Linked DNA regions of Homo sapiens: region 2 is linked to region 1. Evidence: chromatin contacts called from ENCODE POLR2A ChIA-PET data. All regions are on one chromosome and are shown on one strand. The core of a region is the stretch at or near the end of the contact, and the rest is flanking DNA. Distances in the headings are between cores, read along the strand shown.

Region 1 (5,943 bases), core at 3,241-5,740:
AGCCACCGTGCCCAGCCGCAACTCATTTCTTTTTTCTTTTCTTTTTTTCTTTTTTTTTTGAGACAGAGTTTAGCTCTTTTTGCCCAGGCTGGATTGCAACGGCGCGAGCTTGGCTCACCGCAACCTCCGCCTCCCGGCTTCAAGCGATTCTCCTGCCTCAGCCTCCCGAGCAGCTGGGATTACAGGTGCCTGCCACCACACCCGGCTAATTTTTTGTATTTTTAGCAGAGACAGAGTTTCACCATGTTGGCCAGGATGGTCTCGATCTCTTGACCTCGTGATCTGCCCACCTTGGCCTCCCAAAGTGCTGGGATTACAGGAGTGAGCCACAGCGCCCGGCCAACTCATTTCTTTTCTAACAAAAAACAGCCTGAAAAATCGAGCTGCAGACATGGATAAGCAAGTGGGAAGCTTCCAGGGGTGAATACCAGCAGCTGTGTCAATGGAAAAGGGCCACCTGAGGGCCTGGCATGTTCAACATGGGGGCTCCAGCTTCCCTTTTTTTTGGTCACTACGTGTACAGTAAAGAAACAGGTTTTAGTTTGGCTGGGCACGGTGGCTCATGCCTGAAATCCCAGCACTTTGGGAGGCTGAGGCAGGTGGATCACCTGAGGTCAGGAGTTCGAGACCAGCCTGGCCAACATGGCGAAACCCCGTCTCTACTAAAAATACAAAAATTAGCCAGGCATGGTGGTGGGCGCCTATAATCTCAGCTACTCAGGAAGCTGAGGCAGGAGAATCGCGGGAACCCAGGAGGTAGAGGTTGCAGTAAGCCAAGATCGAGCCACTGCACTCCAACCTGGGCGACAAAAAAAAATGAACAGGCAACATGGCGCCAGCCAGCTAGAGAACTCATCTGCATAATAAAAGATTAAGAAGCCAGGCGCAGTGGTTCATGCCTGTAATCACAGCACTTTGGGAGGATGAGGCAGCAGATCATGAGGTCAGAGTTTGAGACCAGCCTGGCCAAGAGACCAGCCTGGCCAACATAGTGAAACCCCATCTCTACTAAAAAAATTAGCCGGGCATGGTTGCAGGCACCTGTAATCCCAGCTACTCAGGAGGTTGAGGCAGGAGAATTGCTTGAACCAGGGAGGCAGAGGTTGCAGTGAGCTGAGATCGCACCATTGCACTCCACCTGGGAGACTCAAAAAAAAAAAAAAAAAAAGAAAGAAAAGAAAGAAAAAAAAGATTAGGATGGGAAGGCCAGCTTTTCACACCCTATGCAAATTACACACATAGCCTTAACCAGGTTTTTACACCCTATGCAAATGAAACACCTGGTCCAACCAATCTTTTGTGCCCTATGGAAATCAGACACCACCTCCTTAAGCTCATCCATAAAACTCACTGCTTTTTACTGAGGAAGTGGAAACCCGTTCAAGATCCCTCTCTCTGCAGCAGAGAGAGCGCTTCTCTTTCTTTCACCGATTAAACTTCCACTCTGAACCTCACTCTTTGTATGTCTGAGTCCTAGTTTTCCGGGCCTGTGAGACAACAAATCTTGGGTATTTACCCCAGACAACAACACTACTCCAGTGGGAGGGAACACTTGAAGCCAGGAGTTTGAGGCCGGCCTGGGCAACTTATTGAGACACCATTTCTATAAAACAAACAAACAATAAGCAGGGGCTAGGCATGGTGGCTCACGCCTGTAATCCCAGCACTTTGGGAGGCTGTGGCGGGCAGATCACCTGAGGTCAGGAGTTCGAGATCAGCCTGGCCAATATGGTGAAACCCTGTCTCTACTAAAAACACAAAAATTAGCCAGGCATGGTGTCAGGTGCCTGTAGTCCCAGCTACTTGGGAGGCTGAGGCAGGAGAATCACTTGAACCCAGGAGGTGGAGGTTGCAGTAAACTGAGATCGCACCACTGCACTCCAGCCTGGGTGACAGGGCGAGACTCCAACTCAAAAAAAAAAAAAAAAAAAAAAAGCTGGGCACGGTGGCTCATGTCTGTAATCCCAGCACTTTGAGAGGCTGAGGTGGGTGGATCACCTGAGGTCAGGAGTTTGAGACCAGCCTGGCCAACATGGTGAAACTCCGTTTCTACTAAAAATACAAAAATTAGCCGGGAGTGGTGGCACACGCCTGTAATCCCAGCTACTAGGGAGGGTGAGACAGGAGAATCACTTGAAAGGAGAATCACTTGAACCTGGGAGGCAAAGGTTGCAGTGAGCCAAGATTGTTCCACTGCACTCCAGTCAGCCTGGGTGACAGAGAGAGACTCTGTCTCAAAAAACAAACAAACAAAACAGTCAGCAGGAACAGGCTCCAGGGAGAGACGTTCTGCTGCCTGGGTTGGGAGGGCTATGAGAAGTTGGCAGAAGGAGGAGCCTAGGGAGGTTCCTAGATTTTTCTGAGTGCTTGAGGACTCTCTCTCTGATTTGGGGAGGCTTAGGGAGCACTGGGCAGCTCTGAGAGTGGCCTGGGAGCCTGGCTGTGCCCCCTGCAATCCTGATGCTTTGGGGTAAGCAGGTGTTTGCCCCACCAGGCCGGAGGGCAGAGCAGTTCCTCTGGAACATCTCCCAATGCACAAAGGTTCTGGATATGGGTATGACTGTGAACTTCCCCTCGGCAAATACCTCCCCGACGGAAATGCACACGCAGCCTTCTCTCTTGGAATAAGGCAGGAAAATAAAAAAATAAAAATAAAAAATAAATGTATAAGAAGGTGAAGTCACAACGGGCAGTAGACAGTTGGGGATATTGCACCATCCCTGCAGGAAGGAAGCACCTTGGAGCTGACCCAGGCCGCCTCACTCTGCTTCCTTTTGAAACGCTCGTGACTTTTCAAATACTGCATTTTGCTGACAGGGCAAAGCATGCTCAGCTGGCCATGACGACAGGCTCTCTGGAGACTTGGAGAATGTTCCAGGTTGACTCAGAGGAATGCAGGTTGGAATCCCTGCTTCATCTCTGGTTACCTCTGTGAGCTTGGGCAAGGATGGGCTTTTTATTTTTATTTTTATTTTATTTTATTTATTATTATTATTTTTTAAGACAGAGTCTTGCTCTGTCACCAGGCAGGAGTGCAGTGGCAGGATCTCGGGTCTTCGCACCCTCCACCTCCTGAGTTCAAGTGATTCTCCAGCCTCAGCCTCCTGGGTAGCTGGGATTAAAGGCACCTACCACTACACCTGGCTAATTTTTGTATTTTTAGTAGAGATGGGGTTTCACCGTGTTGATCAGGCTGGTCTCGAACTCCTGACCTTGTGATCCGCCTGCCGTGGCCTCCCAAAGTGTGAGCCACTGTGCCCAGTCCCAGGCTTTTTAATAAACTCTTCTGGAGTAACTGGGTATCTGTGTGGCACAAAATAAACCTTGATCCCTACCTCACACCCTACACACAAAAATTCACCTTTGGGGAAAGCCCTTTCTCACTCTGAGTCTCTTCTGGGCCATGGTTTCCAACTCATAGAGCTGCTGTGGTACTGGGTCCCAGCAGCCCTGCCTGAACACTTCGCAAAAAGTAACTATCATTGGAGGTGTGGGGGTTCATGCCTAGAATTCCAGTGCTATGGGAGGATGAGGCAGGAGGATCACTTGAGGCCAGGAGTTCTAGACCAGCCTGGGCAACATATGCAGACCTCATCTGTCATATATATATATATATATATATTTTTTTTTTTTTTTTTTTTGAGACAGAGTTTTGTTCGTTCCCCCAGGCTGGAGTGCAGTGGTGCAATCTCAGCTCACTGCAACCTCTGCCTCCCAGGTTCAAGCAATTCTCCTGCCTCAGCCTCCCAAGTAGCTGGTGTGTACCACCATGCTTGACTATTTTTTTGTATTTTTGGTAGAGACGGGGTTTTACCATGTTGGCCAGGCTAGTCTCTAACTCCTGACCTCAAGTGATCCACCCACCTTGGCCTCCCAAAGTGCTGGGGTTACAGGTGTGAACCACAGCGCCTGGCCCCCACCTCTTCATATTGTCACATGGGTCTTAGGCTTCCACATATGAATTCCAGGAGGACACATACATTTGGGCCATAGGAGAGACAACACATCAGACTCTCAGGAAGGACTGAAGGGGTGGGAGTGGGATTCTGTATTCGATGGGACTCTGCAAATTTGAATTGTTCACATAGTATACAGTGATTCCCTTTTATCGGAGGTTTCACTTTCTTTCTTTCTTTCTTTTTTTTTTTGAGATGGAGGCTTGCTCTGTCTCCCAGGCTGGAGTGCAGTGCTACGATCTCGGCTCACTGCAACCTCCACCTCCCAGGTTCAAGTGATTCTCCTGCCTCAGCCTCTGGAGTAGCTGGGATTACAGGCACGCACCACCACACCCAGCTAATTTTTGTATTTTTAGTACAGATGCAGTCTCGCCATACTGGTCAGGCTGGTCTTGAACTCATGACCTCAGGTGATCCACCTGCCTGGGCCTCCCAAAGTGCTGGGATTACAGGCGTGAGCCACCGCACCCGGCCTGAGGTTTCATTTTCTGTGGTGTTGGCTACCTTCCATCAACCTCAATCCAAACATATTAAGTGGAAAATTCCAGAAATAATTCGTAAGTTTTCAGTTGCCTGCCGTTATGAGTAGTGTGATGAAATCAGTCCCCACCCCGCCCCCTCCCACCCTGGATATGAATCATCCCTTTGTTAAGGGTGCCCACGCCATAGACACTACCAGCCGGCTAGTCACTTAGTAATCTTCTGGGTGATCAGATCAACCGTGTCAGTATTACAGTGCTTATGTTCCAGAAATCCAAATTTTATTAATTTTCTATTTTATTATGTTATTGTTGTTAATCTTTTACTGTGTCTCACTGATAAATTAAACTTTATCATAGGTATGTATGTATGCATAGGAAAAAAACAGTGCATACACGTTTGGTATTTTCTGAAGTTTCAGGAATTTACTGGCAATCTTGGAACATATTCCCCACAGGCAAGGGGGAACTATTGTATTATTTTGGTATTCAAAATAAAAGAGGCTGGGCATGGTGGCTCATGCCTGTAATCCCAGCACTTCGGGAGGCCAAGGCAGGAGCAATCGATCCCTTGAGCCCAGGAGTTCGAGACCAGCCTGGGTAACATAGTGACAGCCCGCCTTTACAAAAACTTTGAAAAGTAGCCGGGTGTGGTAGCTCGTGCCTGTAGTATCAGCTACTCTGGAGGCTGAGGTAGAATTGTCTTGGGCCCAGGAGGCTGCAGTGAGTTATGATCACGCCACTGCACTCCAGCCTGGGGGACAGCATGAGAGCCTGTCTCAAAAAATTAAAACAAAATAGCACACAGAAAAAAGTTTTTGAAATTAGCCTCAATAACTTGACAGTTTCATCCATGTCAGGGATCAAGCCTGAACTCTGGATGAATCACATATCTATTTTTTTTTCTTTTTTTGGGGGAGACAGAGTGAGACTGTCTCCCAGGCTGGAGTGCAGTGGCACGATCTCGGCTTGCTGCAACTTGTCTCTTGGCTTCACGCAATTCTCATGCCTCAGCCTCCCAAGTAGCTGGGATTACAGGCATGCGCCACCACGCCTGGCTAATTTTTGTATTTTTAGTAGAAACGGGGTTTCACCATGTCAGCCAAGGCTGGTCTTGAGCTCCTGACCTCAGATGATCTGCCTGCCTTAGCCTCCCAAAGTGCTGGGATTACAGGCGTGAGCCACCGCCCCGGCCTTGAACTTTAATTTGTCTCCTGTTCTGACCTGCCTCAGGTGGAGCTCTGCTGGGTGGGTGGGGCTGATAGCCTTTCCCGTCCTACATGAGTTGTAGATATGTGTGTGTGTGTGTATATATATGTGTGTGTTTATGTGAGTGTGTATGTGTGTGAGAGAGATGAATTCTTTTTTTCTTTTTACTTTTTTCTGTTTTTTTTTTCTAGGCGGAGTTTTGCTCTGTTGCCCAGTCTCAAGTGCAATGGAGCGATCTTGGATCATTGCAACCTCTGCCTCCCGGATTCAAGTGATTCTCCCACCTCAGCCTCCTGAGT
Region 2 (5,831 bases), core at 239-2,738, 650 kb after region 1:
TACAGGATGGTCTCACTATGTTGCCCAGGCTGGTCTCAAACTGCTGGACTCAAGTGATCCTCCCACTGGGAGGCAGCTGGGATTACCTACCCATGCTACCATGCCTGGCTTATACTTTTTTGCTTTTGTTTGAGACAGGGTCTAGCTCTGTCACCCAGGCTGGAGTGCAATGGCTTGATTCGGCTCACTGCAGCCTCAGCCTCCTAAGTAGCTGGGACTACAGGCTTGCATCATCACACCTAACTAATTTTTTAATTTTATTTTTAGTAGAGACGAGGTCTTACTACATTGTCCAGGTTGGTCTCGAACTCCTGAGCTCAAGCAATCCTCCTGCCTCAGCCTCCTAAAGTGCTGTGATTAGAGATGTGAGCCACTCCACCCAGTCCTTATTTTTTGCTATTTACATTCCCTCCCCTAAATCATGTACTCGAGAGCAGGGACTATGTCAGCACCCGGTTCCCTATCCAGTTATTGTAAGGATTCAATAAAAATTTGCTGAATTCATTAAAAAGAAAATAGGTCTTCCATCTCCACCCACTCCTCTACTAACCCTTTTCCCAAAAGTTCTCGATGGTTCCCACACCAAGTTACCCCAGTTCAGTTCTTCAGTCTCCTGCAGACATTCCTGAGTCCCATTCCCAGCCACTCACTCTCCATCATCTGCCCTGGAAACTTCCCACCCACAGGCCGGGCTCGGTGGCTCGCGCCTGTAATCCCAGCACTTAGGGAGGCCGAGACGGAATGAGTGCTTGAACCCAGGAGTTTAAGCAACTATAGCGAGACCCCTGTCTCTACAAAATATACAAAAAAATCAGCCGGGCGTGGTTGCACGTGCGCCTGTGGTCCCAGCTACTCGGGAGGCTGAGGCAGGAGAATCAACTGAGCCGGGGAGGTGGATGCTGCAGTGAGCCATGATCACGCCACTGCACTCCAGCCTGGGCGACAGAGCAAGACCGTGTCAAACAACAACAAAAAAACTTCCAGCCGCAGGAGTCCCATTAACGTACCCATTTAGTCATTCACTCGTCAAAAGTCCCGTACGTGCCCATTTCTCAGCCCTACTCCCTAAACCCCTAAACCCAACCTTCTCGCCCCAAGATGAGCTGCTGAAAATCCTTCACGCCACTGCTCGGCCCCATAAGGCCTATCCAGCCCGTTCCGTTTGAACCCCATACATCCCTTCGTCCTCGGGACCCCCCTCCAGCCCTCCTCAAGCGCCCCTCGTCAGTCTGGCCTCCACGCCCCGTCCCCTCAGCCCGCCAACCTCACTGCCACGACCCTGCGTGGCCCCTGCCGAGCCCGCGGGCAGCACCTGGCCTGTGCCTCGTCCAGGCTCTGGTCGGTGATGGCCATGATCTGCTGCAGGACGTCGCTCGTGTCGAGGCGCCGCGGGGCGGGGGGCGATGGCGCGGGGCGCGGCGGGGCGGCCATGAGCGGCAGGGCCGGGCGGGCGCTGTGAGGGTGCCGTCGAGCCTGGAGCACTACCACTGGCGCCGCAGCCAACCGCCGCTGCCTGAGCGCCGCGCCCGCTCTCGCTCGCGCCTAAGCCACGCCCACCGCCGCTATCGCCAGCCAACCCGTGTATTGCACCGCCTACAGACACGCCCCTTCATCTCCGTCAGCCAACCGGCGCCACGCACCGCCCCCGGGACTCGCCCCGAACTTCCCCCTCTCCGGGCTTGGACTGGGTTTGGGGTTGCCGAGGCAACGGCACTTCTCATAAGCGCCCTCCTTCCCCTTGAGAGAGGGCAGCGCTGGCTCCGCTCCAGCCAGAGGCCCCCATCCCTCACATCTCGCGCGGTGCACGCCTCCTTCAGCCCCACTCGCATCTCCTCAGAGTTCCTGCTCCTCCTCAGGGCCCCCTTCTCCTCAAAGCCCTCGGTCCTCAGAGACCCTCACTCCCCAGAGCACCCCAACTCTTCCTCCAAGCCACCCCCTCCTCCTCAGAACCCCACACCTCTTATAGCTTGATCGACAGCCCCCATTCATTTCCAGAAGCCCCAAGCCCCAGACCCCTGCTCAGTCCCCCTAATGCTCCCTGCATCCTCAGCCCCATCAGGTGGGCCACTGGGGCCCCTGGCTCTTCCTCTAGAGCTTTCCACGCCCCGTTCACCTGGCTAAGGCGGGGCGCAGGCGTGCGTGGTTGATGGCAACGAGGAGGTCAGAACGCAGCGCTTTTCTCCACTGCAGAAATCAATTCCAGTCACCTTTCAAGGTCCAGCTGAAGAGTGACCTCGCTTGTTTATTCATCTTCGCAGATTACAGTTCTGGGCATAGAAAATGCTACCACGTGGTTACCGAATGAAGGAAGGATGTTTACTGAGAGACTCCCCTGCAGTGTACCCCAAATCAGAGCGAATCCTCACATCTTTGTTTCTAGTCCTTAGGACACAGCATCGAAGGCTCCTAGTGCACAAGAAAAGGAACTGGGCGGTGGCTCATGCCTGTAATCCTAGCACTTTGGGCGGCAGAGGCGGGAGGATCACTTGAGCACGGGAGTTTGAGACCAGCTTGGGCAACATAGTGAGACCCCGTGGTGGTGCACGCCTGTGGTCCCAGCTATTTGGGACTTGAGAGGCTGAAGTGGGAGGATCACTTGGGCCTGGGAATTTGAGGCTGCAGTGAGCCATGATTGCACCACTGCACTGCAGCCTGGTTGACGGAGACCAGGTCTCAAAAAAAAAAAAAAAAAAAAAAAGTAATGGCCTGGACATGAATCTCTTCTCCAAAGTCACAGAACCTCCTGGAGCCTATTTGCTATGAGGACAGTCTCCAGATGTGGGCTCAGTAAAAGGTCCTCAGCCTGCTGGCTGGGAGCCCTTCCAGGGTGGGGCCCACGTTCTCTCCATTGCTGCTGGGGAGGAAATTCAAACACCATCTGGTATGGCTGGATTGGAGAGCGTCGGGAGACTCCAAAGGGGACGGCAGGGAGTGAAAAATGAAAGACATTGACCGAGTGTCTGGACAATAGGGAAAGCTCTCTGATGAAGGAAACCGACACTTGGCTCCAATGACAGAAAGTAATAGATTGCATGGGAGCCACGGAGACCAGTGCCTGTTCAAAAGGTCACCCACAAGCACAGCACTGCCCAGGAGGCCTGAACAGTAGTGGCCTTCAGGCTGGGTGCAGTGGCTGACACCTATGATCCCAACACTTTGGGAGTCTGAGGTGGGAGATTACTTGAGCCCAGGAGTTCAAGACCAGTCTGGGGAACATAGTGAGACCCCATCTCTACAAAAATAAAAATTAAAAAAATAGCTAAATTAGCTGGTCATGGTCCCAGCTACTTGGGAGGCTGAGGCGGGAGGATAAGTTGGGCTCAGGAGGTCGAGGCTACAGTGAGCTGTGTTTGTGCCACTGCACTCCAGCCTGGGTGAGAGAGCAAAACCTGCCCCCAACCCCAACAAAGTAGTATCCTTCAGAGAACTTGGAGGGGTGGGCACTGAAAGCTTCAGGGACCAGCAGAGACAAAAATTTGAAGCCACTTGGTGGAGACGGGAGATCGACAAGAGGAAATGGTCTCGAAGGAGACCCACGGGGTGCAGGTTAAAACCTGGAGGAGCTGATGTGAACAGCCAGCTCAGAGCGCCTGAGACAGAGTTGCCTTTTTTTTTTTTTTTTTTTTTTAGACAGAAATCTTACTCTGTTGCCCAGGCTGGAGTGTAGTGGCGTGACCTTGGCTCACTGCAACCTCCACCTCCTGGGTTCAAGCACTTCTCCTGCCTTAGCCTCCTCCTGAGTAGCTTACAGGCACCCACCACCACGCCCGGCTAATTTTTGCATTTTTAGTAGAAATGAGGTTTCACCATGTTGGCCAGGCTAGTTTCAAACTTCTGACCTCAGGTGATCTGCCTGCCTCGGCCGCCCAAAGTGCTGGGATTACAGGTATGAGCCACCTCACCCGTCCCACTGTTGCCATTTGGAGGTCATCAGGGGTCTCTACTGCATAGAAATTAGTTGGCAGCCTTGGCACTCAAAGTGCTCGGCCAGGGCCATTTAATATAGAAGGACCTGGGAGTTTTGGGTTCTTTGACAATGCATATTTCAGTGGTTTAAGAATTTGGCACAGGTGGCTGGGCATGGCGGCTCACATCTCTGAGTGACCTGGGTTCAAATTCTAGCTGTTATTCAGCATGGGATTCAAAAGTAGGGACATAACCCCACCTCCTCACTGGTGAGGTGGGAGCAGAGAATGACATCCTGGCACACACTGTGCCTTGGAGGGGGCCTCCCTGAGCATCTCAGAGGGGGCTCATGATGGATCTGGCACTCATGGGTTGGGTGCTGTGGGGTGAGGTAGGGAAAGCCCAGCTGAGCTTGGGACCAACCCTGGGCTTCGTGGGAATCTGAAGTCCCTTTCCTAGGGGCCTCTCTGGTCCCTCGGGGCCTGTATGTGCCATCTCCAAGCTGTGTTTACCATGGGCCAGATCACAACCTGTCTGAATCAGTGTTCTCACATAAAAATCAGAAAGACTGATCCCAGCACTTTGGGAGGCCAAAGCAGGCGGATCATGAGGTCAGGAGTTCAAGACCAGCCTGGCCAATATGGTGAAATCCCATCTCTATTAAAATACAAAAAATTAGCCAGACATGGTGGTGCATGCCTGTAGTCCCAGCTACTTGGGAGGCTGAGGCAGAAGAATCGCTTGAACCTGGAGGGGGCGGAGGTTGCAGTGAGCTGAGATCATGTGAGACTCTGTCTCAAAAAAAAAAAAAAAAAAAAAAGGCCAGGCATGGCGGCTCACGCCTATAGTCCCAGCACTTTGAGAGGCTGAGGCGGGCGGCTCACCTGAGGTCAGGAGTTCGAGACCAGCCTGGCCAACATGGTGAAACCCCATCTCTACTAAAAATAAAAAATTTAGCTGGGTGTGGTGGCATATCCCTGTAATCCCAGCTACCCGGGAGGCTGATGCAGGAGAATCACTTGAACCTGGGAGGCAGAGGTTGCAGTGAGCTGAGATCACGTCATTGCAGTCCAGCCTGGGAAACAGAGCAAGACTCCGTCTCAAAAAAAAAAAAAAAAAAAAGCCCAGCACAGTGGCTCATGCCTGTAATCCCAGCACTTTGAGAGGCCGAGGCGGGTGGATCACAAGGTCGGGAGTTCAAGATAAGCCTGGCCAAGATGGTGAAACCCCATCTCTAACAAAAATACAAAAATTAGCCGGGCACGGTGGCAGGTGCCTGTAATCGCAACTACTTGGGAGGCTGAGGCAGGAGAATCGCTTGAAACCCGGGGGCGGAGGTTGCAGCGAGCCGAGATTGCACCACTACACTCCAGCCTGGAGGACAGAGTGACACTCCATCACAAAAAAATAAAAAATTTAAAAAAAAAAGCACCTAAAGTGTTTACCAGTATGCCAGGCACATCAGAAGAGCTTGAGAAATGGTCATGCTCAAATCCTGCATCCCACTACCTGAACCCCACAACCTGTGGCTGGAAGTATGAATACAGGTGGTGGGGAATGGGATAGAAACGGCTGGGCACGTGACCTTGAACCATCAGGGCTCAAACAAAAGGGCAGTGGGGAGGGAGGGGGCTCATAGGGTCCAGACACTACTCTGAGCTGCAGAGAAAGACAGGGAGACAGGCAGTGAGATGGAGGCAGAGCAACAGATGGGGGAAACAAAGAACAGAAGCAGAGAGAAACAGATTCAAGACCCCAGTAAGAGAGAGGGGCCAGGCGTGGTGGCTCATGCCTATAATCCCAGCACTTTGGGAGGCCAAGGTGGGTAGGTGGATCGCTTGAGGTCAAGAGTTCGAGACCAGCCTGACTAACATGGTGGGACCCCATCTCTACTAAAAATATAAAGATTAGTCAGGCACGCGGTA

The links. ChIA-PET counts read pairs that join two places held with the same protein, here RNA polymerase II (POLR2A).
Region 2: POLR2A ChIA-PET joins it to region 1 with 16 read pairs in PC-3. The contact joins the promoter of PBX4 here to the enhancer-like site in region 1. POLR2A ChIA-PET finds 5 or more read pairs at or near these places in 2 of 52 experiments (PC-3 and activated T-cell).

Annotation. Positions count from the first base shown.
Region 1 is chr19:18,965,166-18,971,108 of GRCh38, forward strand. No RefSeq gene overlaps it. Among named protein-coding and RNA genes, the nearest start is that of HOMER3, 27 kb to the left of the region's middle. Within about 2 kb of position 4,491, at least 10 of the 41 ENCODE cell types and tissues checked have a DNase peak (open chromatin) inside an H3K27ac peak, as active enhancers do; they include PC-3, where a contact is called at or near this core.
Region 2 is chr19:19,617,199-19,623,029 of GRCh38, forward strand. It overlaps PBX4 (PBX homeobox 4), which reads right to left and starts at 1,489. Exons shown (of 8, transcript NM_025245.3): 1 at 1,313-1,489. The coding sequence starts at 1,431. RefSeq lists a silencer at 1,271-1,480.